Regions from separate parts of the Homo sapiens genome. Here region 1 is linked to region 2. Evidence: chromatin loops called from intact Hi-C (ENCODE). Cell type or tissue: ascending aorta. All regions are shown on one strand. Each heading gives the region's core, and the rest is flanking DNA. Links, peaks and the distances in the headings are about the cores only.

Evidence for each region. Peaks named below come from ENCODE experiments on the same cell type or tissue, not always from the same donor. Only the 100,000 strongest peaks of a DNase experiment are listed, where the experiment ranks them.
Region 1: a loop joins it to region 2, with 4 times the contacts of the local background. A loop is called at or near these places in 6 of 110 quality-filtered maps.

The regions. Positions count from the first base shown.
Region 1 is chr15:51,223,161-51,238,335 of GRCh38, reverse strand. CYP19A1 (cytochrome P450 family 19 subfamily A member 1) reads left to right here. Exons shown (of 10, transcript NM_000103.4): 3 at 1,327-1,477; 4 at 10,403-10,557. The region is part of intron 1 of MIR4713HG (MIR4713 host gene); the gene reads right to left. Among named protein-coding and RNA genes, the nearest start is that of MIR4713, 11 kb to the left of the region's middle. RefSeq lists enhancers at 9,570-9,864, 9,590-9,884. In ascending aorta, for the core only: a CTCF peak has its summit at 8,309 (motif pointing left); a DNase peak (open chromatin) is centred at 9,745; H3K27ac peaks cover 880 bases.
Region 2 is chr15:51,156,367-51,171,541 of GRCh38, reverse strand. All of the region lies in intron 1 of MIR4713HG (MIR4713 host gene), which reads right to left. Among named protein-coding and RNA genes, the nearest start is that of TNFAIP8L3, 69 kb to the right of the region's middle. In ascending aorta, for the core only: a CTCF peak has its summit at 8,496 (motif pointing left); DNase peaks (open chromatin) are centred at 8,207 and 8,521; H3K4me3 peaks cover 772 bases; H3K27ac peaks cover 1,265 bases.

The sequences.
Region 1 (15,175 bases), core at 5,214-10,213, 67 kb before region 2:
CTAATGACAGTTTAAGGAAATACATATTCAATCAAATCTGCTGTGGAAATCTTTTAAAGAGCTTAATGAAATTATTTTAATACAAAGTCAGTCATCTACTGTATAATGTAGTGTTACTAAAATAATCACAAGATTAATAACCTTAGACCATATTTTGGTTCTGTAGGTATTAGCAAAGATCTTTTATTTAAAGGGAAAAAAGAGCTGACAGTCTTGCTCATATTAACTCAGCTATTACAAAGTAAAAGACTAAACACTGTTTGCTGTGTTTGGGATTAAACATCCAATTCAGATGATTCAAGCAAAAGCTTACACTATGTATATTATTACACAACTTTTGCCCGTAAGGTGAGAATGCTGTTTCACGTAGTTAGGCATGTTTTGGCTTCAGAATGATTTCACTGACAGAATGGAATTAAAGGAGAAAGATTTAGAAAAACTGCTACTTGTCAACTCCTGAAAACATTCTAAAACTTTTTAATCTAACGTTTTACCAACACCAGTAAAATCAAGCTACCAAGGTTGTTCTCTGATATAAGCAGCACCAAATTCCCCAGTTGTTCCCTGGACGCATGTTCTTTACAATTCTGCCATCCTCTGCATAAGCAAGATTGTAAGCAGCCACTACTCTCGGCTAAAACCAGATCATGGGACTCAAACTCCAATCTAGAGGTTCAAAGACCCATTGCCTGACTCCCCATCTCTTAGCTTTATTTTGCCTAATGAGATTTAGCTTAAGAGCCTTTTCTTAAACGGAGTCTTTTTTGAGGGTAACAAAAGAAATAGATGTTCTTGGATTGGACATTCTCCTTGTAGATCTTGTTTCTTTCAGTTGAAAGATTTCCTACAAAACTACAGACCAGTTTTAACCCACCCATTGTGTCAACCGGGGCACTCAAACCAAAAGTTTCCAGAAAAAACTAGGCGCCAAACAGATCTGCCAGATTGTCACTCATCAGTGTTTCCATGTTTGCTACCAAATGCACCAATTGACTTGTATTAGAAACTCACTGATACCAGTTAACCTGGGAAGAAATTAGCACACACACCCCAGTTCATTCAGACTGAAATGATTGAGACCAAATAAAACTAGTGTGGTATGGATACTGAACTCCTTTTTACTCATGGAGAAGTGAAGAGCCTCATGTTAAGCGTGAGGCTTTTGTTTTGTTTTGTTTTGTTTCAAATCACTTTATTCGTGATTCACAGATATACATCACATGTAAAGAACACTTAGCTATAAAAGAACAAAAACAGGAGTAACACAAAACAGTTGCAATTTTTGGTGTAACTAAGATGTTGCTTATGCTCTGACACCTGTCCTAGGTCCTGGCTACTGCATGGGAATTGGACCCCTCATCTCCCACGGCAGATTCCTGTGGATGGGGATCGGCAGTGCCTGCAACTACTACAACCGGGTATATGGAGAATTCATGCGAGTCTGGATCTCTGGAGAGGAAACACTCATTATCAGCAAGTGAGTCTGTTCATAATCGAAGACATACTTTTTAAATCGAGGCTGGAGTTTTTTCCACTTAAGACAACTTTATTTTGAATCTTGATGTCTTTGTTTCTAACGCTATATTTTTACCACTGAAATGAAGTGAGCAATCCCCAGAAATCTAACATTGCAAACAGAATAATTGGGTTTTGCTTGAATTGAAGCCAGCAGTACATAAATAACTAACTCTGGAAAGTTGGGAAATTATTTACAATCTCTGTGAGCAGTGAATGTGGAAACTTAGAAGCCAGATAATTTGATTTTGACAAAACATACTTTAGGGAGAGGTGTTATCTTTTCTGCTTTCCCAAGTTTTTTGGTCTTAACCACAAATAAACATTAAAAAGAACCAAGCCAAACAAACAAAGAAAAAACCCACAGAAAACAAAAATAAAACCCGAGACATCACTGCACTATAGTCTGGGTGACAGAGTAAGACCCTGTCTTTTAAAAAATAAAACAAACCTGAGGCAGAGGTATCTGATTAGCAATTTGCTAATTTATTCTCCTGCCAAGCAACTGAGCACCTCTAAAAGAGCAGATGGTAAGCCGACCTTGGCTGAATCCGATTAAAGTAAAGAAAAAGGAAAATAAAAGAACAAGACAGTAGAAAAAGAAGTAATTCACATGCTGCTTTCCCATTTATGACTTTATGCGAGTATCCCGGTGGAGTGATCTTACATAAATCAGGAACAATATTACCCATTTAAAAAAATAGTGTCCTCCCTCTCTGCATTATTATATTTTGTGGATAACTAGCAGATTGAATTAGCTCTATGGTTAACTAAATAGGAATTGACTATAAGGAACTAGTTTGGTGAAATACTTGTTTTCTTGTTTATTGATCTTAGAAAATGGAGAATTTCAAAGATGGCGTATTTCCCTAGACTTTCAGCCAGCTTTAGTAGACTTTTAGCAAAGCTATCTGCAAACATTGTCTCATTAACGCATGTTTATATTCGTAATCCCTGATAGCGCTTTACCCACAAACTAAAGCTGACCAGGGTGTTTTACCAATTTGTTAGAATTATTCATTCAGATACAAAGACTATAGCTCAAAAGTAAGTGAAGCTTTTCTAAACTACATAATTTTTTCAGGTCAAGATTACATACATCATCTCATAAAATACCACGGTATCCTCAAAGCCCAAATATTTGAAGCAGATATTGAAAGAAGGGAGCAGGGGAGAAATTGGTATTATTTTAATACTTCTAAATATTTCAAACTATCCAAAAAGAATTTTTTTGACCTGGGATTTTTGTTTGTTTGTTTCATTCAGTTTTGTGTTGTAGCACTTTTAAGAGTAGCTGAGGCAGACCTCACACAACTAAACAGAAATGGCTTCAGGTGGAAACATCATTTCATTGGGTTCATTGTGAAGTACTCTAATGCAGTAGTTTTCAAAGTGTGGTCCTTCAACAAGCAGCATCAACAAGCCTGGGAACTTGTTAGCAATGCACGTTCTTGGGCCCCACCCTGACCTACTAAATGAGACAGTCTGGGGTAGGACCCGCGATCCGTGTTTTAACAAAGCCTGCAGGTGATTCTGCTGCACACTTGAGTTTGAGAACCACTGCTCTAAGAACTAGATCATAATTACTTTTTTATTTTAATTCTCCTGGTCTATTAGGCTCTAGTCAGCCAAATTTAAGTGACTATGATACGTTCTTGATACGTTCTCATTTTAAAAATCAGTACTTGAGTCACTTTTACAACTGGCTATGGTCTCACAAATATCCTGGAAGCACTGGTGTTTGGGTTTGGGGGTAGGGACATTTGCCGCTGCTCTTTCATTTCCCCGCACAGCCACCTGCCTTTCAGCTCTCCCCAGCCCAGGGTCTGCCTTCCCCATCACCTCTTTCCCTCAGCAGACAGGTGAAGTGACCCCCAGGATATTTATCTAGAAGGATATCTACCTGCTGCCCAGGATCTAGCACAGTGCCGTGCCTCTCACCCTAGCTGTACCTTAGAGTCACCCAGGGAGCTTTTCAAAGCCCCACTGCCCAGGCCACACCCCCACTTTTAGATCAGAACCTCTGGGGGTAGGACTCAGGCATCAGTGGTGTTTAATACTCCCCTGGGAGTTTGAGAACATTCCATCTAGAGAGAGGGTGGAGGAGGAAGCTCATGGGGCAGGAGGGCCTCTCCCCGGGGTTACAGGAAGCAGCGATGCAGGACTGGTTTTGTCTTATGCTAAGGTGGTGGAGGTTTAAGACTAGAACTGGAGTAAAGAATGATAGACTTGAGAAAGGACCACAGTACCAGGACAGAAATCATTCTGAGATACTAGATATTTCGATGCTAGATTCTTAAATCTCCAGAAAAAGTCCGTGAATTTCCAAAGACAATTCCTGAAGTGCTTGCTCGTTACAGTGGGGGTGGCATCTGACCACTCCGCTAGTCTTAATTAGGAAACTGACTCCAACAACCCCGACCGACTCAGGCGCTGGTGCACGCTGAGACGCAGCCACAACCCACCCACACTACCATCAGCTCTCCCAGTTCTTTCCTTTTCCTGTCCTCTCAGGCTTTTCACTTGTTGGAGTCTTTGTGTTCTCTTTAATTGCCTCAGAGCAGTTCAATTTTGTTGTTAAAGGCTGAGCTCCCCGCGGGAATAGGACATGTTTGTCCCCATCTCCTTTCCTTGCCTGCTCTTCAAGTCCCTTCCAGCACTCCCCGTACCTCTTGAAAAGACCCCATTGGACCTCAGAAAGATTTTTATTTTTATTTGAATAGTTTGCCAGATTTTTTTTTTCTTTTGAAAAGTTTGAGGTCTGTAGTCATTACAACTGTGTAGAAATTATGGTCCAACTTTTCCAACCAGCTTCGTCCCAAAGTAGTAGGGGCTGCAGAACTTCAGGGGAGAAGTCAGGCATGTGCGCTGCTGAGATGCCGCGTGTGCCACTGGGGGCGTGGAGGCACGGTCCATCTGGTGAGCTGTAGATGATGTGTGCACCGTTCCCCAGGCAGCTACCCAGGCAGCTGTACTCTAAATTAATGAAGGTCTGTAGGTGCTGCGTATGACACTATATGTCCATTATATGTCCCTAGATTAGTTTTTGTCATGAATACAAAAAAAATTTATGTATCACTCATAAAGGGAAATTAGCAATTAGCATGCTAATTTGGGTTATATTTGCATATCTGTTAGCAATTAACATACTAATTAGGGTTATATTTTTACATCTGTCTTAATAATGTGCAAATTTACACATCATTTACAGGGGCTTCCTTCATTTATTCTGTGAATATACATTTACTGAGAATTTATTATATACTAAGCACTGAATGATTCTAAGTTGTAATAGTCATTATTGGCTCTTCATCCATTAAATATTTCTTGAAAACTTACTATGTATAGCAGCAGGTATTGTTCTAAACTCTGGGAATACAGCAGTGGACAAACCAGCCAAAATTCCTTTACCTCATGGAGCAATATGTCGTCACTAGGTCAACAATAAACAAGTAAAATATATAGTGTATCAGTAGAGTGACCAATTGTTTCAGTTTGCCTGGGACCAGGGCCTTTCCCAGGATGTGGGACTTTCAGTGCTGAAACTGGCATAGTCCCGGGCAAACCAGGATAGTTGGTCACACTTATCAGGCAGATAGGTGTTACATAGAAAAAGAATAGGGAAGGAGGATGGGGGAGGACCAGTTGTAGAGACGCAGGTGTGATTGTAAACAGGTGGTTCAGGCAGCCCTCACTGAGAAGACAGCATTTAAATAAAGACCTAAAGGAAATGAGCAAGTAGCCCATGCAGAGACCTGGCGGGAAAGCATTCTAGACAGAAGGAACAGCAAGTGCCAATATTCTAAGGCAAGAACCTGAGTGGAAGAATACAGGAGATGAGAGAAGCAATAGGGTACCAAATCACGTCAGGCCTTGCAGGCCATTGTAACAATTCCGGCTTTTACCCCCTGCAAGAAAGGAAGCCACTGAAGAATTTGAGAGAGGACTGACACATATGACTCATTTATGTTTCAGCAGAATCATTCTGGCTGCTCTGTTGAGAATAGGTGCAAGAGGACAAGGGATGGGGACAGACAGACCAGTTAGGCAAGAGGTGATGGTGGCTGGTCCAGGTGGTAGCAGTAGAGATGATAAGAGATGAGGGAAAATTCTGGACATATTTTGAAGGCAAAGCCAACAGACTTGCTGACAGATTGGATGTAGGGTGTGAGAGAAAAAAAAAGAGTCAAAGTGCTGTCCAGTTTTGCATTGAATGGGGACATCGTGTCCTGAGATAGGTGGAGCAAGTTTGGGAAGGGGAGAGATTAGGGTTCCATTCCAGACATGTTAGATTTGACATGCCCAGTTGACATCTGAGTGGGATGATTGAGTAGAGAGAACTGAACCTTGAGACCCTCTAGTGTAAATAGGTCAGAAACTAGCAACAGAGACTGAGAAGAGCAGCTAGACCGAGAAGAGAAAACCAGGAAAGTGTAATGTCTGAAAACCAGGTGAAAAATCCATATCAGGGAGTAGAAAATTGTGAACCATGTCAAATACCACTGATGGGGCAAGGGAATGCATGGAGATTTCAGTACTGCATTTAGCAACAGGGAGGTCACAGGTGACCTTGACAAGAGCAGTTTCAATGGACTAGTGGGGGCAAAAGTCTGACCAGAGAAGAGAATCGGGGGAGAAGAATCAGAGGCAGCAAGTGTAGACAAGTCTTCCAAGGAGTTTGCCATAAAGAAGGCAGGAAATGGGCCAGTAGATGAGTGAGATGTGTGGGCAAAGGAATTTTGATTTTTAAAATAGGAGAAATTACAGCATGTGAGTTGTAGGGGGACTGGTCAGTTATGGAGGAAAATCAAATGATTGTTGATGGAAGAGAAAGAGTGTGCTAGGTGAGATGTGAAGAGGTCCCTGGGGACAAGTGGATGGGTTGGCCTTGAATAGGGACATGGAATTTCCATAGTAATAGGAGGGAAGGTGGAATATATGGGCACAGGTCCGGGTCGTTGGGGATTGTGGAGATTCTCTTGTAGTTGCTTCCACTTTCTTGGGAAAATTGGAAATAAAGTCTTCAGCTGGGGCTGAGTAGGGAGAATATAATAGTCATCTAGAAGAGTGAGAGAGTGAATGGGCTGGGGACATGCAGTAGCATTGCCAGCGACACTAAGGGCCCACTTGAATTTAACCGAGACCTGACAGCAGGCACGTGTGCGCTAACGTACACACATGCGCACACATGTGTGCGCATGTGTGGTTTTTCTTTTTTTCCCAGCCCACTTCAACTGCCAGGTGCAAGCACAGAATAAGCTAAGAGTTGGATTTAGCTAGAGTGTGGTCTTATCAGACAACCATGACAAAGTAAGAAGAGGGTCAAGGGAGTTGAGGATTCAGGGAAGGGTATTTTAATTTTAATGATTGACAGTAATTTTTTCCCAACTTTCTGTTAAGAAAATTGTCAAATGAGTAGGAAAATTGAAAGAGCCGTCCCCCTGCCACACTTTTCCCCCTGTGACATTGACATTTTGAAGAGACCAGGTCAGCTATAACATATCCCACATTCTGAATTTCTCTCACTGTTTCATCAGGGTGTCATTTACTATATTCATCTATTCTCTGTATTTCTTATAAACTGAAAATTGGGTCTAAAGGCTCAATTAGATTAAGGTTGCACATTTTTGCAATAACACTTCAGTAGTACTAGGAACTTCATATCACATCACATCAGAAGATGAGTAACAGGTTGTCCCACTAGCACTGATGTTAAATTTGATCACTGGTTAGGTGGTTACAGTGAGATTCCTCTGTTATAAAGATTGTTTATCTCTTGTAGTCACCTAGAATTTAAGCTGGGTAAGTGAGGATATTAGAGAAGTGAAGGACAGTGAAAAGGTGATAGGATTGATGGAACAGATCTACATGAGGCAAGTGTTTTTAAATGTTTGTTACCAGCCGGGTGCAGTGGCTCACACCTGTAATGCCAGCACTTTGGGAGGTGAAAGTGGGTGTATTACTTGAAGTCAAGAGTTTGAGACCAGCCTGGCCAACATGGTGAAACCCTGTCTCTACTAAAAATGCACAAAAAATTAGCCGGGTGTGGTGGCGGGTGCCTGTAATCCCAGCTACTCAGGGGGCTGTGGCACGAGAATTGCTTGAACCTGGGAGGTGGAGTTTGCAATTAGCTGAGATTGCGCCACTGCACTCCAGCCTGGGCGATAGAGTGAGACTCTGTCTCAAAAAAAAAAAAAAAAAAAGAAGGCACCAATTAGTCCATTAATTGCCTCCTCATCACTGTTGAATCTGCCCACAAGTGTGTGAATTGTTTAATCCCAGAACTCAGGTGGCTTTCTTCTCATCACCTAAGAGCTTACTCCCTGACTACTTTTCATTTTGAACAGACAATAGGTTTGCCATCTTTGGAGATGTCTTTTATCTTCAATCATGCTTAATGAGGGATAATAACCCTAGTGATCAGACACCCAACGCTGTGCACTGTCCCTGCTGAGGCTGGGGACTCAGCTGGACTCTCCTCAGTGCTAAGAAATCCTCACTCTCCCAAATAATCAGTATAACACTTGCCTCTGGCAGTATTGCAGGCTGGCCCACAAGCCAGAGCCAGGCCTGTCTTGACTGCCAGGAGGAGCTCTGGGCTGGGGTCCTTAGTTCATCACTGACCTTCTCTTCACTTTTCTGATTTACTCTGGTTAGATAAATCCAGCCTACTTTTAGTAAGTGACCTTGTTTTAAATTGCTCATCTGTGGCCAGTCACACATCCCTTGCTTTATCACATCGGCCTGATTAGCTTTGTCCCTAACAAGCCTGAGCTTTGGATTCAAAATAGCTGAGAAGTTGGTGCCCCCTAAAGGACACAAGAATTTTAAAGGTTGGCTCTTTATTACTAATAACTAGCAAATATTTCGTTGGGTTTGTTTTATGTTTGGAGTTTCTTACTCTCTTTTTAAAACTGATTAGCAAGTTCTTAAATGAAATGGACAGGCCAATATGATTAATGCAGTATGCAAAAGCCCCAGGGTCAGAGCAGAAAAATAGTGTTTGTCCTTTAAGTGCTTAAAATTTTTAAATATTAGTTTGTGAATAAAGAATATATAAATTACTTAATTTCTGCTTTAATTATAGAATGATGGAGGGGAAGGTAAGTAAAGCTAGAGTTTTCAAATATTTTAATTAGTAAGAATTTCATTCCTTCCTATAGCATAATTTTTCTATATATGACAAAATTTGAAACGTCAGACAAATTCCCCAGAATACAAATGGAAGCATCTGGATTTTTATTTATTTATTTATTTATTTTTGCTAGGGAGAGGCAAACATGTCCAAAACTTAGGATTATTTGATGAATATTATCTGGAATCAGATCAAGAGAATATTTAATAGTGTTTTTATTTGAAAATAGGTGGTTTTTCCTGAAATAAATATTAATAAGTTATTTATACAATAACTCTGCTTTTTTTTTTTTTTTTGAGATAGGATCTTGCTCTGTCACCTAGGTTGGAGTGCAATGGCTTGATCATGGCTCACTGCAGCCTCAACCTCCAGGGCTCGAGCTATCCTACTGCCTCAGCCCACCAAGTAGTTGGGACTACAGGCACACACTACCACACCTTATATATTATATATTATTATACAATAATAATCCTGTTCTAATTTCTTGACACTACCATTATTTCAGGGGCTTACTTTTAAAGCTTAAATAGGACTATGGAACACATCGCAGATGTGAGAGCTGGATTAATACTTAGCCCACAACCTAATACATTGAACCAGAGCAGCGCTTTTTTGGTCTAGAGTCCTCTGGGAATGTATTTCAACAGGCATTAACTGAACAACCTCATTAAGGCAAAAGTATCCTTTTAGGAGCCAAGTGTCAACTAGGAGATGGAGGAGCAAGTCTCTCCAACCTGAGAACCAATTGCAGATATTATAGTAACCACTTGCAATCTTTGAGGGTTATTTGTTCTGAAAACCTCCATAGTGGGAGAATTTGCAGCTGTGAAACAAAATTTCAGGAGACCAGAGGAGAGGGAGGACCAAAGTTGCAATTAATACATGAAATTTTGTATAAATATTAAGTTCACCAAGAAAGTAACAACAACATCTAAAATCAAGATAATACCAATGACATCTAATGCATCTTGAATTTGCATAATTGAGCATCATGCAAATTGCCCTGTCTCATGACTCATCACATCCTGTGTCGTGGGAGAACTCTGTGACCCTGGAGACTTTGATGAGTCATGATGGAAGGCAGAGCCCCAAAATAGCTTCCTTTACTACCACAGTGAACTTTGCATGCCAGTCCAGCCAGGCGCTGGCCAAGCTCAGGGCTAGAAGAAGTGCCCAAGGAGATATTTTTCAAGCCCTGACTGATACTCCACTGGAGGGGGCAGGCCTGATTAGAGACTGGAGTTGGGTGGTACTAGGCAAAACTGCTGGTTCCAAAATAGGAAAACAAGACTTTAGTAATTCCACAAACTTCTGATTCTGTGGCTCACTCTTGTAGTGGGTGGCACTTTGTGGAGTGAGGCTGGATGATACCTGGGAGGCTGGAGGTTCTTCTGGCTCTGGTGGTATGGAGGGTTCAGCTTCTTAGCAGCCTTGCAGCTCTGACTCCAGTAGTGGGTAGTATTTTGGTGAGGTTAGAGAAGAAAGAGAAGTAAGGAATGGTATATGGGTGTGTGTGTGTGTTTTCTATCTTTGGTGATGTTGAAACAGGGAGTCAGTAGGTAGAAATGATTCAACTGGAGAAGGATGTCCTCATGCTAACAGAAGTGCTTATTCAACCCGAATACTAGAAATCATGCACATTGCATTTGGAGCAACATGCATTTGCTAAGAGAGCTACCTCCTAGTCAAAATGTACCACCAGGAGTTCTCCTGACCCTTAAAAATTGACACCAAAGTTTCCTGTCTTTTCAGGTCCTCAAGTATGTTCCACATAATGAAGCACAATCATTACAGCTCTCGATTCGGCAGCAAACTTGGGCTGCAGTGCATCGGTATGCATGAGAAAGGCATCATATTTAACAACAATCCAGAGCTCTGGAAAACAACTCGACCCTTCTTTATGAAAGGTAAGCAGGTACTTAGTTAGCTACAATCTTTTTTGTCTATGAATGTGCCTTTTTTGAAATCATATTTTTAAAATATTTTATTTATTTATTTATTTATTTATTTATTGAGACAGGCTCTGACTCTATCACCCAGGCAGGAGTGACCTTGGCTCACGACCTTGGCTCACTGTAACCTCCGCCTCCCAGGCTCAGGCGATTCTCCCACCTCAGCCTCGCGAGTAGCTGGGACTACAGATGTGCACCACCATGCCTGGCTAATTTTTGTATTTTTTGTAGCGATGGGGTTTCGCCATATTTGAGACCAGGCTGGGCTCAAACTCACGGAGTCAAACGATTGACCTGCCTCGGCCTCCCAAAGTGCTGGGATTACAGGCATGAGCTATCATTCCTAGTCTGAAATCATATTTTGAATTCTACTGCAATAAAGGAGGAAGAGCTAACATTCATTATGCCTTTACTCTGTTGTAGCCATTGTTCTAAACACTTGAATGGCAGCCCCATGTGGTAAATGTTGTTATCTCCTACAATTCACAGAAAATGAGGTTAAGTAACTTGCCCAAGGTCCAAACATTAGTAAATGATAGCCCGGAATATAGCCCTGAAGCCTATATTTCTTAATCACCACAAATTCTTTTCTTCTTATTGATGTGCAAAGCAATTTTATAGGCAAAAGAAGAGATGTAGCTATATATTTAGAGTAATTTCAGTTAAGAATTTAGCATGTCACCCATATGTTTGATTTAAACACGGCCAAACAATGTGTTTGCTGAGTGCTTGACTGACAGCCCAGATGATTTAGCAGGAAGCAATTTGTGAATGAAATTAGATAATTTTAGAACTGAGAGGGACCATATCTGTCATCTAGCCTCTGATTTTAACAGTTGAGGAAATAAAGTTCCAACGAAGTTATGATTTTCACCCAGGCAAAATAGGGAGTAATGAATGAGCTGAGACCCAGTTGCAAGCTTCCTTATCCAGTGGTTTTCCCCCTTAACCTCATCATGCTGGAAATGAAACTGTTGGGGAATACACACGACTAACCCTTGACATTACTATCAAGCATAAAGAAAGATAATCATACCCTGGAAACCTTGTCAGTGGTGGAATCTGGGGCTAGATGATTTTAGGTCTGGCCCTGTCTATTCACAGCCTTCCCTCCAGCAGCCCGTGCTGTGAACCTAGGTAGCCGCCTTCCATGTGCCTGCTGAGATGGGGGGAGCTATGCCAGTACCTCTGCCCACTGGGTGTTGAGCCCAGCCTTCAGAGCTGCCCTCCCTCACCAGGACTCAGCACAACTCTTGCTGTAGACCCCAGTGTATCACTTTCCTATTGCTGCTGTAACAAATTGCCACAAACTAAGTGGCTTAAAAGAACACATTTATCTCACAGTTCTGTAGGTCAGAAGTCTGACATGGATCTCAATGAGCTGAAAACCAAGGCATAGGCAAGGCTATGTGCCTTTCTGGGGGCTCTAGGAGAGACTCTCTTTCTTTGTCTTTTCCAGCTCTAGAGGCCAGCCACATTCCTTGGCTTGTGGCCCTTTCTTCCAACTTCAAAGCCATCAACAGTGGGTTGAGTCCTTTGCACATTACATCTCTCTGACCCACCTTCTGTCATCCCATCTCTCTCTGGCTTTGACCTCGGCTTGGAAAGGTTCTTTGCTTTTTTTTTTTTTTTTTTTTTTTTTTCTGAGACAGAGTCTTGCTCTGTCACCCAGGCTGGAGTGCAGTGGCCCCATCTTGGCTCACTGCAAGCTCCACCTCCCAGGTTCACACCATTCTCCTGTCTCAGCCTCCTGAGTAGCTGGGACTACAGGTGCCCACCACCACGCCCAGCTAATTTTTTGTATTTTCAGTAGAGACGGGGTTTCACCGTGTTAGCCAGGATGGTCTCGATCTCCTGACCTCATGATTTGCCCACCTCAGCCTCCCAAAGTGCTGGGATCACAGACGTCAGCCTATAATCTTTGCCTTTAAGAACTCATGATTAGGTTTGGCCCACCCCATCTCAAGGTCCTTAACCTTAGTCATATCTGCTAAGTCCCCCTTTTCATGTAAAGTAACATGTTAGTAGGTTCTGGGGATTATGACCCAGACAAATTTAGGATGCTATTATTCTGCCTATCACTCATGTTGGGGGAGATAAATCTCCTTATACCTTATAAAACTATGGAATGAATTAATGGAAAACGTATAGGACTTAGTATTACAGGTTGTGGGTTTGCGTCCCAGCACTGCCACTTGCTACCTATCTGACCTTAGGCAAGTCACTTCGCCTTTCTGAGCTTCAGTTCCCCTATCCACAAAAGGTGATAAATGTTATGAAACTTGCACTCTAGGGCTGTTGTGAAGAACAAATGAAATAATGCTATAAGATCCCGTAGAAATGTACATTTGACTTTTTCATTTGGCTCAGGTGTATTAGGAATATGTGAACTAGTATTTAGTAGTAGTTAACTTTCACATACCAATATCCTCTACCCTGACATGCAAGAGCTAATTAAAAGAATCTCTAAGTTCATCCATTTGTTTAACACCCCACCGTTCTCATCTTTGAACTAGGTACCAAGATACAATGACAAACAAGATGTGGTTCCTGCCCTCCAGGAACTTATAATGGGGGAGAGAGGTTTGAATTAGGAAGGGGCAGCCCAGCACATCACCAAATACTACCCTAGGTGATGGTAATGCTGGCGGTGTGCCCAGAGTGATGCCAAGTACAGATGAACAGGCCATCTAAAGCACATTGAGGGGCAGGGGAGACTTTTCAGAGGAATGGATGCTTATAATGAGTTTTAAATGAAGGTAGAAGCTAATTAAGAAAACAAAAGACAAATATTCTAGGAGTAAAGAATAGGATAACCAAAGGCACAGACAAATAGATAGACATGATGCATCCAGGGCCCTGTCGGTAAGTCCTTGTGCCTGGTGCAGATACATTCAGGGACGTGGCCAAGGGGAGGGCAGGGCCAGATCACCAAAGACCTCTCAGTTAAGGCAAGGAATTGAGCTTATCTCAAAAACTATGGAGAATCACTAAAGATTTTAAGCAGAATAACATAAACATATTTGTATTTTATAAAAATCCCTCTGGTAGCAGAGAGAATGACTAATTGGAAGGAAGCAGGATTGTGAGCAGTGAGAACATTTAGGAGCTACTGCAGTGATGCAGGAAGGGTGGAGGGGAGGCTGTGGTTTCAAGAAATGTCAAAAGGGTAGACCCTACAGTAGTAGAGCCTATAGTACTTGGAAATTAAGCAAAACATCTTTGTGATTTTTTTTTAGACAGCCTTCTATAGGCAAGATCAGGGTTTCTACAAAAAGTGCTACATAACTGGACCCAAATTCATAATCTCAGGAAATAGGGGGATAATTGCTTATTGGAAAGTTCACTGTGGTGTCTGACATTTCTATAATCAATGAGGGTCCTAAGCATTTTTCAGTGAATCTCCTTTTGGAGTTAGACTCCCTGTTGGTTTTCCTGATATAGTGGAAAGTTTGGCACAAGTTTTAGTATCTAAATCAGTAACATTAATGAAAGTATTGACTTACTGGGTGAGTCTGTAGAGAAATAGTTAAGTGCAACTTAGGCAATGACCCATCTTGGGAGGTAGGGAAGGGTGGTGGCGAGGGGTGAAGAAATAGCATGTGTTTCCCAAAACTGCCGAGAAATGTGTCCATATTGATGGTATTTGCTGATTGTTGCCCAATTTTCTTTTCACTAGATAGAGTCAATACTTTTTAGCATATTTTAAAAATTAAATCATATCTACATCATACCACTGCCTATAAGCCATGTTATTACATTTTTGCCCATAAATTTGGCATGTGGCTTCAAGCTCTTTAAACACAGAGGCAAATCATGCATCGGCCTGGGAGAAAACCACAAGTGACATTCTAAGCCAACCCTTCCACACAAAGGGTTGAGTCATTTGTCCTGCTTGCTGAAGTGGCAGTCACCCAGAGAACAACATCCTGGCCTTTCATATCTGCCAAGTCCTTCCTATGGTCAGAAAGCCTGCTCCTTCCTCAACCTTCCTTCCAAGATGTATGGAAATCTCAAAAGTCTAGGACCAGTCCTCAGGCCTCCTTTCTTATTTGCAAAGTATACCTTTAGGCATGGGGATTCCGCAGCTTAACCCAGTGTGTGTGTGTGTGTGTGTGTGTGTGTGTGTGTGTGTGTGTGAGAGAGAGAGAGAGAGAGAGAGCAAGAGAGAGAGAGAGAGGATAGTCTTCTTCTGGAGTTACGTCTACAAAGTTTCCCAATATTTTTCATCTCATTTCAAAGACTCTGATGTTAACAGCAAACCTGAATAATAAAAGACTTAAAAAGAGATTACTCCTAAAAGATGCTTAAAGAAACGTAACACAAAGAGAGAAAGGGGCACTTTAAGGGTTAAACCCTCCTGTGTAGGCCACCTACCATCAGGACCCACCAGCCACTGCTCAGATATGAACAGGGCAAGAGTAAGATCAAAGCCAGTTTACTCTATTTTCATTCATTCATTCATTCATTCATTCCTCTATTGAAAAAATATGTATGAAGGCCCCCATGGACCATCAGCTTGAAGTGCAATGCTAATGAGTGGCTGTCACTGTCCTTAAAGAGCTCTCAGTTC
Region 2 (15,175 bases), core at 5,402-10,401:
TCATTTTGAATGGCATGTTTCCCAACACCCACGCTGGGGTCACAGAGACGACACTGCCCAGGACAGAACAAACCCTCTTACAGGGTTCCTTTTAAAGCTCTTTCCCTTTTAATCGTAGTCACCAGTGTACTAAGTCCCATTCTGTGACAAGCAACAGGCTCAACATCATGGAGCTGTTTCTGTCTGTACTAAGTCTGTAAGCTGGAAACTTTGTAGGGAGAACCCACCAGGCTGTGCAAATTTCCCTGTGATGTTTAAACAACCAGCTCCAGAGGAGGAAGGAAAGGAGGAGCGGGAGAGAGGTGAGACAGGCCTCCCTGTCCCAGCTCCTGCTTCCAGGCTTCCTTCACTAGCCCCCAAGCTCCAGAGCTCCCATACTGTGCTAGGGTCCCCACACTGGTATTTGTACCCAGGCCTGTCTGCCCAGAATGCTGACTTCCACAATAGCTCTGCTCCCTCTCTCTCCCTATCGAAGCCCCAGGCCTGAGACTGCCCCACCCTGTCCCTCCGGACTTCTTAGGTCCAAACCTCATCCTGGCCCTTATTTCTATCTGGTCTCTAAGACCAGTAACTCCCACTGCCTGAGACGCCCTTTTGCATCTACCAACGAAGGTGTTAGTATCACTGTTGGCTTCACTACACTACTCAGACTTCCAACACATGAAAGACAAGCATCAAATCACACTTCCATTTCCCAACTTCCCATAGACTTTATGTGTCTAAGAAAATGCTTTCAAGTATTATGTTTTTCAGGGTTATATTTGTCACATAACTGAGATTTTACTGTACAAAGTAGGATTTCATTTCTAACACAATAATTTTTAAGTGTTTTCATTTTTATTCTCAATTTGTAGCCAAATTCTCTTTAACAATTTCTTATGTACTTCAGCATAATTGCTCTTATACTTCATGCCTATAAGTGCAGACTAATTTACATCATCAAATGATACTGTATTTTAATGATATCCATGCAGCTATCCTTAGATTTATATTTTACAAAAGTCTGTACTAACAAATGATATAGTCACATCTCTTTGCAATACTTTCTAGAGTTTTTCCTCACAAATTATTTTGTCTCTCTGTGCTATAATTCCAGTCAAAGTTGTTCCATGGTCTGAGAAACACCTATACTGGACAAGTATATTATTAGACATACCAATATCAACTTCCTTTGGGCAAATAATTTGCAAATTGTAGCTGGAGGGTGTTCCCTGAGCTGTCCCTTTTAATTGGAAACAAGGAATGAAAAAGCTGAATAAGAGTGTTACTACCAGGATGTGGACCCAGGTGAAGGGCCTAGAACTATGGACTGAAATTGCCTTGAAATGAGCTGAAATTATCTGACCAGAGAACCACGTAAGAGACCGTCAATACATTGTTAATGCTGCATCCAGAAGCAGAGGATAGATTCAGCCCATTGGGACATTGCAACCCAGACCTTAGCCATGCTGACAGAGTTTCCTGAGAACTGGGAATAAAAGAGGACCTCCTCCAGCCCCCAGTCCTGCAATTGTTTCTCCAAGGAGAGTCAAGGAGGCCCAGTTCTCATTGCTGATCTCCTCTGATGCTCTGTAGAAGAGTCCCTCTCCATGAAAAGCCAACAGAGACATCTGCCCCTTCCTGAAAGTTCTGGGTCCTCCACTCCTCCGTGTAACCAAATGTAGACCTTCCCTATCCCTGGCTGGATCTGGCCCCCTAGGCTGTTTCATGGTGCTACTTAAAGGAAGCCAACAAACAAGCTGCTTTCATAAGGTCAAAGAACACACTGGGCTCATGAGGAGACCCAGACAACTCCTAATAAAATCAGCATGGACCCAGACCTGTTCGTTTTAATTCCTGATCTGCTACCAACTGTGAGACCTTAGGCAAAAATTGCTTCACCTCTCTGAGACTCCCATTTCTCCATCTGTAAAATGCAGATAATACCAAATAGGGATATGGTGGGCATAATAAATGAATGCACAAAAGAAAAGTATGAAAACACCAAGTACAATTAGTCTGGAAATATGTTGATGCTAGCCTTGAACAGTTTGTATTACTTTCTAAAAATAAAAAAGGCTGCTAAGAAAATTTTATGAAAATTCATCTTTCTACTTGTATAATTTTCATAAAAACTCTGGAAGTGTTAGCATGTAAACAATGCCAGATATTCATTTTCTTTATAAATATCTATAATTGAAATCAGCTTTACAAAACAGAACAAACCCAAGTAAATTATATGCACGTGATTAATTACAAAATTTTTGTCTTATTAACAAAAACTTATGTAAATCTGAATTAAGAATGTAAAGAACATTCTTGAACTTTTTGATCCATTTCTTCAAGCTTCATTCTAAAAATCTTAAGAACCATAGCACTACCCCCACTCCCTGAAGCAAATCCAACTGAAGAGAGAGAACAGAGTAGAACCAAACCCACGCCTTGGAGATGCCCATGCTTAAAAAACTTCACTTGGACCAATGCTCAAAGTCACTGGTCATCAAAGAAATAAAAATTAAATCTACTAGAATGGCTAAAAATAAAAGGACTGAAAACACCAAATGTTGGTAAGGATGTGAAACAACCAGAATGTTCATCCATTGCTGGTGGGAGTGTAAAATGGTAAAACAATTTTGGAAAGATTTGTTTCTTCTACAGTTAAACATGGACCTACCCAATGACTCAGCACTTAAATTCTAAGTTTTTACCCAAGAGAAATGAGAATGTATATCCACAAAAAGACTTGTACAGGAATATTTATAGCAGCTTTATTTATAACAGTCAAACTGGAGACAACTCAAATCCAGGGAAAAGGATAAACAAACTGTGGTACATTTATAATATGGAATACTACTTAGCAACAAACGGGAAAAATCTGCTTCTATGTAATAGATGAGTCTCATAGACATTATGCTGAGCAAAAGAAGCCAATTATGAAAAAGTGCATATTATATGAGTCTATTTATATGAAGTTCTACACAAGACAAAACTATCTATAGTGAAACAAAACCAGAAAAGTGGTTGGCTCTGGGGGGGATAGACTGAGAAAGAAACTTTCTGGATGGTAGAAATGTTTTATGCCTTAACAGGAGTGAGCATATGTTCCTTAGAAGTTCTAGTGTTCTATGCCACTGTAGGATGACTCTAACAATAACATATTATTAGTTTCAAAGAGCTAGAAGGAGGATATTGAATAGTCCCAACACAAAGAAATGTAAATGTTTGAGATGATGGATACACTGATACCCTGATTTGGTCACTATACATTACATGTATCAAAACATTCCTATGTACCCTAGAAATAAATGAAATTATTATTTGTCAACTTAAAAATTTTTTAACATACCAGATTATATATTTAAGATTTGTGTATTTTACTATATATAAATTTTGTACTCTACTAGTAGGCTTGCTTTTCTCAGCAGTGTGGGTTAGCAATTCTGAAATTAATTTCTGTGTATCTTATGCTTGAGCAAATGAATAAATACATTGAGGAAAATAGGAGCCATGTTTCTTACTGTCAGAAAAAAGAGTTACAAATATGTAAAAAGGGGAAAATTAGAGTGTTCTCTGAGTTTATGGATTGGAATTAGAGGTACCAGTATGAACTTGTGTTTTTTGATACATAGATGAATAGATAAATATATTTCCTAGCTCTGTCCACCAAAAGTGTCTGGGAGCAATAACACACCTGCAGCAGTGAGTACATCTAGCACTTAGATCTTGGTTTCTAAATACCATTCTCCACTAAAACGAACGAAGAGTCCTTGAAGAAAAGTCTTGGATTCCAGGACTGGGGTGTGGAAACACAAGATGAGTTTAGGATATCTTATTTCACAAGAACCTAAGAAGATGCTCAGTGAGAAATGGGGAACATTCAATAGGACCCAGGATTAGCTTGAAGGAACTTCCATGGGCCACTGAAGGGACTCTTCTACATCTGGGACAATTTGAGCATCAATTATAATAATGTATTCTATTTCACTGAATAAAATAGGAATCCCTGAGAGCACACTGATAGAAAAATGCCAACTAGGCGGGGTGCCATGGCTCACACCTGTAATCCCAGCAGTTTGGGAGGCTGAGGCACACGGATCCCTTGAGGTCAGGAGTTCAAGACCACCCTGGCCAACATGGTGAAACCCTGTCCCCATTAAAAATACAAAAAAATTAGCCATGCGTGGTGGCGCATGTCTGTAATCCCAGCTAACCGGGTAGCTGAGGCAGGAGAGTCGCTTGAATCTGGGAGGCAGAGGTTACAGTGAGCTGAGATTGCACCACTGCACTCCAGCCTGGGCGACAGTGAGAATGAGACTCTGTCTAAAAAAAAAAAAAAAAACAAAAAAAGCCAACTAATAAATATAGAAGGGATGATAGAATTAGAAAATCATCAGTGGTTGCCAAAACTAGTTTGATAAGGGTGAAAGGTTGATGAGAAACAGAATATTTACAGTCTCAATGCATCTCCCCTCAAATTACTTATTACTTACAAAAGAGAAAATGGTAACATGGTGGAGAAATTTGGCAGACACTCCCTGTTCCATTTGCTTTGTCTACATAACAAATTACCCCCAAACTCAGCACCGTTAAACAGCCATTTATTATGCTTGTGGATTCTAGAGATCAGGAATTTGTATAGAGAACATCAAGGATGGCTTGTCTCCGCTCCATGATGTCAGGGGCCTTAGTTGAAAAACTCAAAGGCTAAACGCTGGAATCATCTGAAGACTCCTTTACCCACATGACAGCACTGGGTGTTGTGTGTGGCCGAGAACCCCAGTCCTTCCCCAGGTGGCTGGTTTGGGCTTCCTGACAGGATGGTGGCTACCTGGATTCACCACTGTGCAGTTAGTATTTTTCACTTTGTAATTGATAAATAGCTTGTAGGGAGATGGTTTGAGATTAGATGAATATCCTATCTCTTGATCATGCTTTTGGCCACTACTTTCAGCATTGCTGCAAACTCTTTTTTAAAAGGCCAATTTATTTCATAGACATGTACATTTTTTTCAAAAAGTCCAAACTCTAAACAGTGTAATTCTTGAAAGCACAGAATCCTTTAGTTTGGCTCACAAGCTTGATCTTTGAAAAAGCCCTCTGTTTTTCCAACTTGCTGGTCTTTGCTAATCAGATAGGGGTTTAAAAAAAGATATTTCATTATACTTTTAAGGGTCTATTATTATAGACTGAGCTCGAGCATCTTTTCATGTTTGAATCATTTGTATTTCATTTTCTGATAACTGTTCTTATCATTTGTCTATTTCATACTTACTTACAGAAGTTTTTAAAATATATTAAAGAAAGTAATTATAGAATAGAGAAATATATTCAGGAAAATAGCCCTTTATCAGTTACACAAGTTGCAAGCATCCTTGTCAATTTTGTGTTTGCCTTTTATCTTTTCATTTTGATTTAGTGTTACTTTTAACACAAAATTTTTTGTTGTTTCTGTTTTGTCGAATTTACTAATTTGTGTGTGGGCGTGGTTTCTTAGAAGAGCCTTCCCCATTCTGATATTATTAGTTAAATCTCCCATTTTTATATACTACTTGTATGATTTCCTTTTCATGTTTATATATTTAATCTACCTAAAATTTATTTTGGTGTAAGACCTGAGATCCAGCTTTTTTTTAATAAGATGATCCACTTGTCTCAATATCATTAAATGAATAGTCCGCATTTTCCCTAAGGGTGTAGTTTATATCGTATACTAAATTCCCATATGTATTTGGTTTGACTTTCTAGTCTGTATTATTGATTTAATCATGCATTTGTACCACATTGTTCTAATTACTATAGATTTATAATATGTTTCAATATCTGGTAGGATGTTTCCCTCCTCGTTACTCTTTTTTTTCTCACAATTTTTCTGTCCAAGAATATGCTTGCTTGTTTGTCCATGTGAACTTTAGATTCAGTTGACATGCCTAAAAACTTCTGGACTAATTTAAGGAGACTTGACATCTTCATGATATTGAATCTTCCCAAGTATGAACGTTCAAACAGTAGACCTTTCCATTGCTTAAGGCTTCTTTTGTGTCTCCTTTCTTTGCGTAGCTTAAAAGAGCATTTTAATATGTTTTTCACAAGAGCTGACCACTGTGTCTTCTTGCCCTGTCCTGTAAGAGCCAGCCCCCATTTGTTGCCATTTCTGGACATTTTTTTTTTACAATAAAGCAACATGGATGTGGAGTTTTAGGATGAGTATACTAAAGTTTCATTAAAATATAGTAATGTGGGCTAGACACAGTGGCTCACGCCTGTAATCCCAGCACTTTGGGAGGCTGAGCCAGGCGGATTACCTGAGGTCAGCAGTTCGCAACCAGCCTGGCCAACGTGGTGAAACTCCATCTATACTAAAAATACAAAAAATCAGCCAGGCATGGTATCAGGTGCCTGTAATTCCAGCTACATGGGAGGCTGAGGCAGGAGAATCGCTTTAACTCAGCAGGCGGAGATTGCAGTGAGCCGAGATTGTGCCATTGCACTCCAACCTAAGCAACAAGAGCAAAACTTCGTCTCAAAAAAAAAAAAAAGTAGCAATGTGCTATTGCACCTACACTTTCAAATTTCAAGTAGAAAACAATACTTCTGGTGATGCTGAGAAACTCAATACCATTCCTCAGAGAGCCGTGGCCATCAGCAGACAAATTTATTTGGGGGGTATTTTATCTGTTTCATCGCTATTACAAATGGATTCTTTTCTCCAATCTTGTCTTCTGCCTGATTGCTATTTATATATAGTTAAATGGGTTTATAGGTTCTCTAAGCATATTACTTAATGGGAGGAAGAGAATTTAATTTCTTTCTTATAACAATCACCAACCATAATGGTAGAAAATGAATCTCAGGCTACATACCAAAAAGAACTTCAGGCAGTTCTTTTTTCTTTTCTTGATAGAATGAAATATTAATAGAACATTCAGCAAATTGGCTTTTAGACTGTACATATAACTATTCAATAAGTAAATCTTAGAAAAAATAAAAACAGCTTCCACTTGTATTAACTGTATCAGCCCCAGTTAATACTAGTGATGAGATAGAGAGATAGAGGGGTGAGATATGGAAGAAGATTTTGCAGTACTTGTCAAAAGTTATAACCATACATCCACTTGGGGTGTGGCCTTTGCAATCGTTGCACTGCCTTAAAAAAACTCTTTTTTTGGCCAGGCACAGTGCCTCACACCTGTAATCTCAGCACTTTGGACGGCCATGCTGTGTGGCAGACCCCAGCAGCCCACAGCAGTGAAAAGTGCTCTCCATGCTAAGGTAGTGCCCAGCACAAGCCATGTAGACTCCAGCCTCAGCCAGCTCTGGACTCTAGGCTGACCATCACCACCCCGGTTTAACGGGACAATTAATAGCCTGCTTTCCGCCAGAGACAGAAGTGGAAAATCAACTACGGAGTTTTAACATTCTTTAATTATGGACACGACCAGCTTCAGGAAACCACTGATTTCATAATGGCCTCCTCCCAGTGAAGCAGCTGTTGGGCACATAATCCTGGGCACAAGGCACTCAGGGCACCGCGTTGGCTTCTTCACAGAATGGCCACTGGGGGTGCTTCCTGACTCCATAGGAGGGGCTAGAGCATGCCCCTCCACACTCAGTAAGCAAAGATGGATCCTCCTCAAATGTCGCATTTGCCACAAGAACCCTCCAAAGCTAGCATGCTTTTAAAAATTAATCAACTTTTTCTTCAAGAGCGGCCCCTTTTTAAAAGAGATCTATTGATGTACAACATTTGTAAAGTGATTTGCAATTTTCGGTCTCCCTTGCCCTCTCCTTATCCAGTCTTAAAATAACTTCAAGAGGGAGGTGTTATGCTAATCCTTAGTTTACAGGTGAGAAAGCTGAGATCAAGGAGGTTCAAAGGCTTGCCTGAGGTTCCACAGCTGGGAGACAGAAACGTCTATAATTGGCTGTGGCCCCTGGGGGTGGCCAACTACAGGGTGGCTGCTGCTATCTGGGTAGCACAGGGGAAAATAACAAAGTAAAATTGTCTGCTTCTGTTCACACAGCTTAAAAAAACCTCTGTCCATCTTCCAATGGTTGATAAAGCAACCTGCAGAGCAAGGCTTTGCTTCTGTTTTGTGTGGAAATCTAGGTAGGAGGAAAGAGACAAACGGTGTAGTGTCCCAAACCTCAGGAAAAGGCAGAAATAAACTCCATGAAACCACAGGAGAGAAGCTGAGACAGATTGACAGAACTCCGAAAGAGAAACTGCCAGAACCCAATGAGTCATGAGCTCTTAAACGGAAAATCAGGCTGCATAGTGCCTGCTTAGATAAAAGAGATAATTAGATCTTTTGTTTGTATATTTATCCTAAATGGCTTCTCCACTCTTTGACGATATCTTTGCTAAGATTTCCACTGTTTTATATAATGAAGTTTTATGGGATTTTTTTTTTTTCAAAGAGGAATCTATTTTTATAGAGCTGGAATATTGTGAGGCTAATTTTGTATCTCAAAAAAGCAGGCTCTCTGCAGGGGAGGCAAGTGAGTCTCTGTCGCCACCTAGTGGACATTGCTAAATGGGAGCCAGCGGAGAAGGCTCCCCATAGGCACTTGGAGCCCCCAGTCACATTGCACCAAGGACAGACATGTGACAGCCACTGAGGGGCCAAAGCAGTCTTAGCAGGCCAACCCACAATTGCGTGTCATTTCTGATTAGAAGCACATCTCATTTAAAAGATCTTCAAACATTGCTTTTAGCATTTGTACCTAGAGTGAAGCATCACAGATTAAGACCAGGTGTGGTCTCAGCTGGTCCATGTGTCCTGATCCCTGTCTGTTCTCCAACATTATTTTCATATATTCCCCTTAACCACAGTCCTGCTTTGTTGACTTCAACATTCAATCCAGTATATGGACCATTTGAGCTGACCATATTCTAGGTCCCAACCTGAAACTGGTTCTTTCTTCTGGCTTTCCAACCCTGCCTTCACCTATGACATGCCACCATGCTACTTCTCCAGCTACTAAGGCCTGTCATCTAGGCCTGTCTAGAAAGCCAAAAAAATATTTTTCACCCCTTTTCCTCCTGGAGCCACGCCCTGACCTTTATGGCCTGAATTCTGGATTCGTTCATTTATTCGACACGTTTTGACTGGACACCGACTGCTGTTATTTGCAGCTGCAGCATTGTAGAGAGAAGAGGCCAGTATGGCCAGTGGAATCAGGAGAGGACATCTTTACAGATGGCTTTAAATAGGCAGCCCAGGTGGAGAAGAAGAAATAGTTTCGTTGCTGGGCTTGAGCAGCATGATCTCTTTCCAGTTCAATCCACCATGCCTCCTCAACCTGACTTCTCTCCTTTATTCCTTGACTCAAAATCCTTCAAAGTTCCCTCCTGCATCCATGCAGCTCATCCAAGGAGTCTGCATTATCCTGTGCTCAGAGATACAAACAGGGGTGGGATTCAGTTCCTGACCTTAAATTGCTCAGCATGAGGAAGACAGACCAGCAGACCCAGGGTGTGGAGACAGCTGCCTAAGGCTGGGCTAATGAGTGTCTGGGGAGCCAGAGAGGGTGAGACCAATTCTGCTGGGCAGCAGGGAGAGGCTGGCCAGGGGAGGTTCCCAAGAGAAGGTGACATTCATACTGGATGCTGAAAGATGGATAGAAGTTTATCAGCAAGAGGAGGGGGAAGGAAATGTGAAGCAGAGAGCATTCTGGGCAGAGGGAATGGCAAATGAAAAAGCACAGAGTTATGGAAGAGTTAGGGGTCAGGGACATTGGTCCTTCTGCACACCCAGGAAAGGAGGTGCACAGCTAGGGCAATAATGACCCAGATTCCAACCACAACACTGGATGTGATGGCCATATGTTCATCCCCACCATGTGGGTTTAACATTCCTGAGGTTCCCTGAGGCAACAAGAACTAATAATGAGGTTTCAAATGAATACAATCCCATGCAGTCACTTTGAGTCTCATTTCCCCTGCCGCTGCACTGATCTGGCTGGGGTTGTCTGGGCCCAGCCATTGTCATCATCTCCGACTCTGGAAGCAAGGCTCATATCTACAAGTCACTGTGTGGACCGAACAGTGTGAGTTGTGGGACTGAGGCATTGATTTCCCAGCTGTGGCATTGGCAGATGATGGCTTAGATGAGTTTTCATCTTGCTCACTTTCAACTTGCTCTCAGTTACAGAGAGCTGCCTCACCGAAAGATATGTCCCCTTCCAATAGATAACCCCTTCCCATAGACAATCCACATCTAATAGATGGGTAGATGCAGGGGGCAAGGCCTGGACCCCTGGTTTTCGTACAGCAAAACTCTGAGGGACCATCCTAGATCCAGACCCCCAGTGGGATTGGCTGAAACCTTTGTCACATTTGCATCACGGCCCAACTCTGTCTTCCCAATGTTGATCCCAAGGGCATACTCCAGTCAAACTTCCACACACAAATCTGTCTCAGAGTCTGCTTTTCAGGGAATGATTCACAACAGATAGCTTAAGAAGCCTGGTTCCCATTCAAACAAGATCCTACAGGATGGACATAGACCCAGAGACCTCACTCAGAGGAAACTGAAAAACAATTCTGCTTCCCCCAGTTTAGCCCTCGCTCAGTTAAAATCTACTAGGAAATAGATTTCTTTTCCCCTAGAGGTTTGGGAAATTTGTTTGGGAAATTAAAATTGCTTTTTCACAAGCAAGACAACTAAGGGAATTGAGAGCTCCCCCGGGGGTGAGCCGAGATGAAGGCCCTCCTGTGAGGAGATATTGCCAATATACTTAAGAGCAAGAATTTCTATAAATAGCCCCTCGGAATAAAGGAGATGGTATTGCCAGTAACTGCTCTATGACTTCACTTGAAAGCCTCAACAGCAAAGTGATACATATTATAGACAAAAGAGCCAGTCAAACTCGTGTCCGCCCAGCCGGCTCAGTGCCATGGGAGGGCATCCACTCAGCTGCCAGTCCCCGAGGGCAGGGGCCAGGAGCCCAGCTGGTTCCTTTGGGCTCCACTGTAAATGTGGAATTCTAGATAGACTTTTAGTGTCTCTCACAGTCTAGGTGTTTCTCTGGGTGGGGAGTGCTCCTCAAGTCTCTGCTTTTGCAAATTGACTTCAAATGGAATTTAGAAACTTGCTCCCATCCCTACACCACTTTTATCTCCTCCCTAATCCATCTTCTCAGCCCCCACACCATATCCCTGCCCCCCTCTGAAGGGTGGGTCCTCAGAGGTCTATCAGGGAGAACACATGTGCCCTCTGGTCCACTTGATCAGCTGAGACATCTTACCCAGGGCTTACCTGTCAGCTGAGATGAACCTGGCAATGTCACTTCAGAGGCACCAGCAAGGTGTGTCTGAGAGCGAGTGCTGGGGGAGACCTCCAGCCATCTCACCAAGCACCTCTTTTACTCCATGGGAAAAGGAGGTCCAGGGAAGTGAGGTGATCAGAGCCCAGACTGGATTCCTAGGCCAGTGCCCTTGGCACCGGACACTCTGTCGAGCTGCTTTCATCGCATATTATTTGATCACATATTTAGTCAATCACCTTAGTGAATAAATGTTAAGCCCCTAGCATGGACAAGCACAGAGGTAGGTTCACTACAAAGAATTGGGAAAGTCTTGGTGGTGCATGGTGTGACGCCAGAGGCAGGCACACCTAGGAGGATATGGTGGCACACTCTGGAGAAGCACCCAGTGTCTGCAGGAGGCCTTAGCTCCAAGAAATGATGGGTGAAGACTCAGAAAGGCCAGACGAAGGGCCAGGGACAAGTGTCTCTACCTTACAACTTGGCCAGGGGCAGGCCTGACATTCACTCAGCCTCCAGTGTCTAAGAGCAGAGAGTGGGCACTGCTTCCCAGGACCGGCTACATAATTTGCAGGGTCTGGTGCAAAATTAAAATGTGAGGCCCTTTGCTAAAAAAATATTATGCATTTCAAAGTGGTGCAGCAAAGCATTAGACCAAGCACGGGACTCTTCTAAGTATGAGACCCTGTGTGACTGCCGGGGTTGCACGCCCAGGAAGTCAGCCCTGCTCCTACTCAACTTCACCATTTCATTCATGAAGCCAAGGAATGCCAGGCCTCCCATCACCCAATCCAGACACATCCTGAACAAAGGAGGAAGCTGAGACCTACGGAGGTAAAATGACATGTCTATGGTCTCTCAGCTGGTCAGTGGCTGCCTAGTGTCCTTAAAATTTAGCTTCGTCCTGCTTTGGCTAATCAGAACCATACCATATCTATTTGTCTAATTGTTGTGTGCTTGTTTACTTTCTACTAGGAAGCCGGCTATATACAGGATAAAAAGAAGAAAATATGTCCCCTTTATCAAAGAACAAGGTGAAAACACCTGAGGGCAGATCCCTTTACCAGCCCCAGACTCTCCAGCCACCCTTGCTGATTCCTCTTTCTAGGGAAGCAGCCTAGGCCCACCCGAGAAGACCCCCCAGTATCGCCCTCCCTCCCGGGCTCAGGCATAGTACGTGGCACTCCAGGGTGTGAAGGGCACCTGCCTATGGTATAGGCTCACCCATCTGGAGATGGCATCATCCTTGGCAAGGATAGGGGGTGCAGAGCCACAAATCAGGCCTCATAGTCCCAAGGAGGAATGGGTCAAGCAAGCTGCTTTGTCCTTGCACCTTCCATAGGCCTTGGATGTCATGTTGTCACTCCTGGAAGGACCTTGGAGATGAGTAGAGCAACCCTCCCATTTGACAGATGACAGACCTGAGGCCCAGAGGGATGTGTAGAGTCGCAACAAGAACTAAGGTCTCCTGTTAGACAACCCAACTCCCCAGATGCCAATCTCAGCCTATAAATCATGTGACCATATTCCTGGCGGTACTTCCTTCTTTACAGCATAGGAAGGTGGGGGGGAAAAGAGGGACAAGAGGGCGTGATAGAAGGGACTTCCAAACCAGGAAGTCAGTGCCCCTGGCCAGGTCTGCTGTCTTCCAGTTGTGCAAACTTTGCCTTAGTTTCCTTATCTACAAAATGAGGCTACTAATATCTACCTCAAGAGTTGGACTACATCGGCAAGATGCCTAAGCTGCCCAGAAGAGACTTGCCATTATGGCAGGTGCCACACCCTTCTTTCTCCATTTCTTACTCCATGTCAGTGGTCCCAGTGGGGACAACATTCAGATCTATACACTTCTCATGGATGGTGTTAGGTGACACATCCAAACATCGTTGTATTGCCTGTTATACATGGAGCTTAAGAACCTTAGGAGAAAACATTTTAATCATGCATTTAATTAGGATTCCAACTCCTAGGGGCAAACTGGGAGTCAGTGGGAGGTGGGGAGAGATCCTTATTTTGAAGCAACAGAGGCCTAGGACCACATCAGACACTACTAAAATGTCCAGAAATCCATGAGGGAAGCAGGAACTCTAACAGGATTGCTAAGACTGTGCTCAAGCAGGAGGAGGCTAACAAGGTAGTAAGATTCAGGAGTTCCCATTAATGGGTTTCATGGATTCCCTCAGGCCGCTGAGGCTGCAGTTGCCCCCATACACTCTGCCATGAGGAAGCCCAAAGAGGTCCCTAAGAGTGGGGGCTCCAAGATGTTCTGGTCAAATGACAGGCAGTCGGCCATCACCGTCATGAAGCCCTTTCTCTGCTGGCTTCTGGCCTTGGAGGCTCTCCTGAGTGTGGACTGATACCTCCTTTCCTGCCCCCTCTCACTGATCACAGTGCCTTTCAAAATGAGGTGCACCTGTCTGTGGTTCCCAACGCCCAGGCACCTCCCTTCCGAGTCAGCCAGGAGCCCTCACCGAGCTGCTTTCCCCAGAGCGCCCACCCTGCCACCCCTCCCCCAGCCAGCCCCAGCCCTGCCTCCCACTTTGTCCTGGACACACAGGTCATATTTTCCTGCAATGATGACAAAGGGTGCTGTGATTTGAGGGAACATACTTCATGCAGATCCCTAGTGGTAGACATTTGTGATTTTGTTGACCCTTTAGGAGACTGGGGAATGTTCCTTCCTCAAGGAGAGGTGGAATCTTGGGAGGTCTGAATTCAGCACAGATTAGAATGGCAGAGTAGTTAAAGCAGGATGTGGAGCCTGATCTGCCTTCCAATCCTGGTTTGGCCACTTACCCATCTGGTCCCTCACACAGGTTACTACACCTCTCTAAGCCTGCATTTCCTCATCTGTAAAATGGCCAGAACGACAATCCCTTCTATGGAGGAGTGAATAAGAAGGCTCGAGTAAAGAACTCTGCACTGCGCCTGGCATGCAAGGAGCCCTTGGTAAACATGCAAAGCAGTGGCTGCTCTGGATAATCCCCAACGTTCTCCCTATCTAGTCCCTCATGCAACCCACTTGCAAGATTACAACAGCTTCTTCACTTGACTCCCCCCAAACACAACTGGGTGGCTTAAGCAACAGAAATTTATTTTCTCACAGTTCTTGGAAATCCAAGATCAGGGTGTCAGCATGGTCAAGTCCTGGTGAGGACTCTCTTCCTGGCTTGCAGACAGCTGCCTTCTCACTGTGGCCTCATGTGGTGGGGAGAGAGACCAAGCTCTCTGCTGTTTTTTCTTATTAAGCCACTGATCTCATCATGCAGGCTCCATCCTTGAGACCATATCTAAACCTAACTACCTCCCAAAGGCTCCATCTCCAAATATCATCACATGGGGAGTTAGGGCTTCAACATATGAATTTGGGGGGGACAATTGATTGAATCACATCACTTCAGAAATACCCACAGGTAACATTCACACTTCTTGGCACGATAGCCAAGCCCCAAGTGTGCAATAAGGCCTCACTCCCCTTCTGGTTCATCCCTCCCTGCCCCCTCCTCCAGGTGTATTTCATCCCCTCCTGCCCTCGCTCCTACTGACTGTCAGCTTCAAAGCTCTTTGGACCCAGAGACATCCTCCCCTCTCACGGTCCCTCTCCTTTAGGAAGTTCTTCCCATCCCATCCATGGGAGCCTATCACACTTCTGTGGTCCCTCCATGCTAGCCTGGACCTCTCTCCCACAGCAGGCCTCTTGCTGGGGTTTGTAACACAGGCCTGTCTCCCCAAAGGAGAAGAGGGAAGAACATCATCCTGGTCATCTCTGTGCACTCCCCAGTGCCTGATACAGCATTGGATGAGTGTTGTTGGATCAATGAATGGAATCATTAAGTAATTATCAAATTATTCCAGATAAGTACGAGTCTCTACCCTCTACATTTCAGACCCAGCATTGTAGACAAGGAGAACAGGGAGAGAGCCCCAG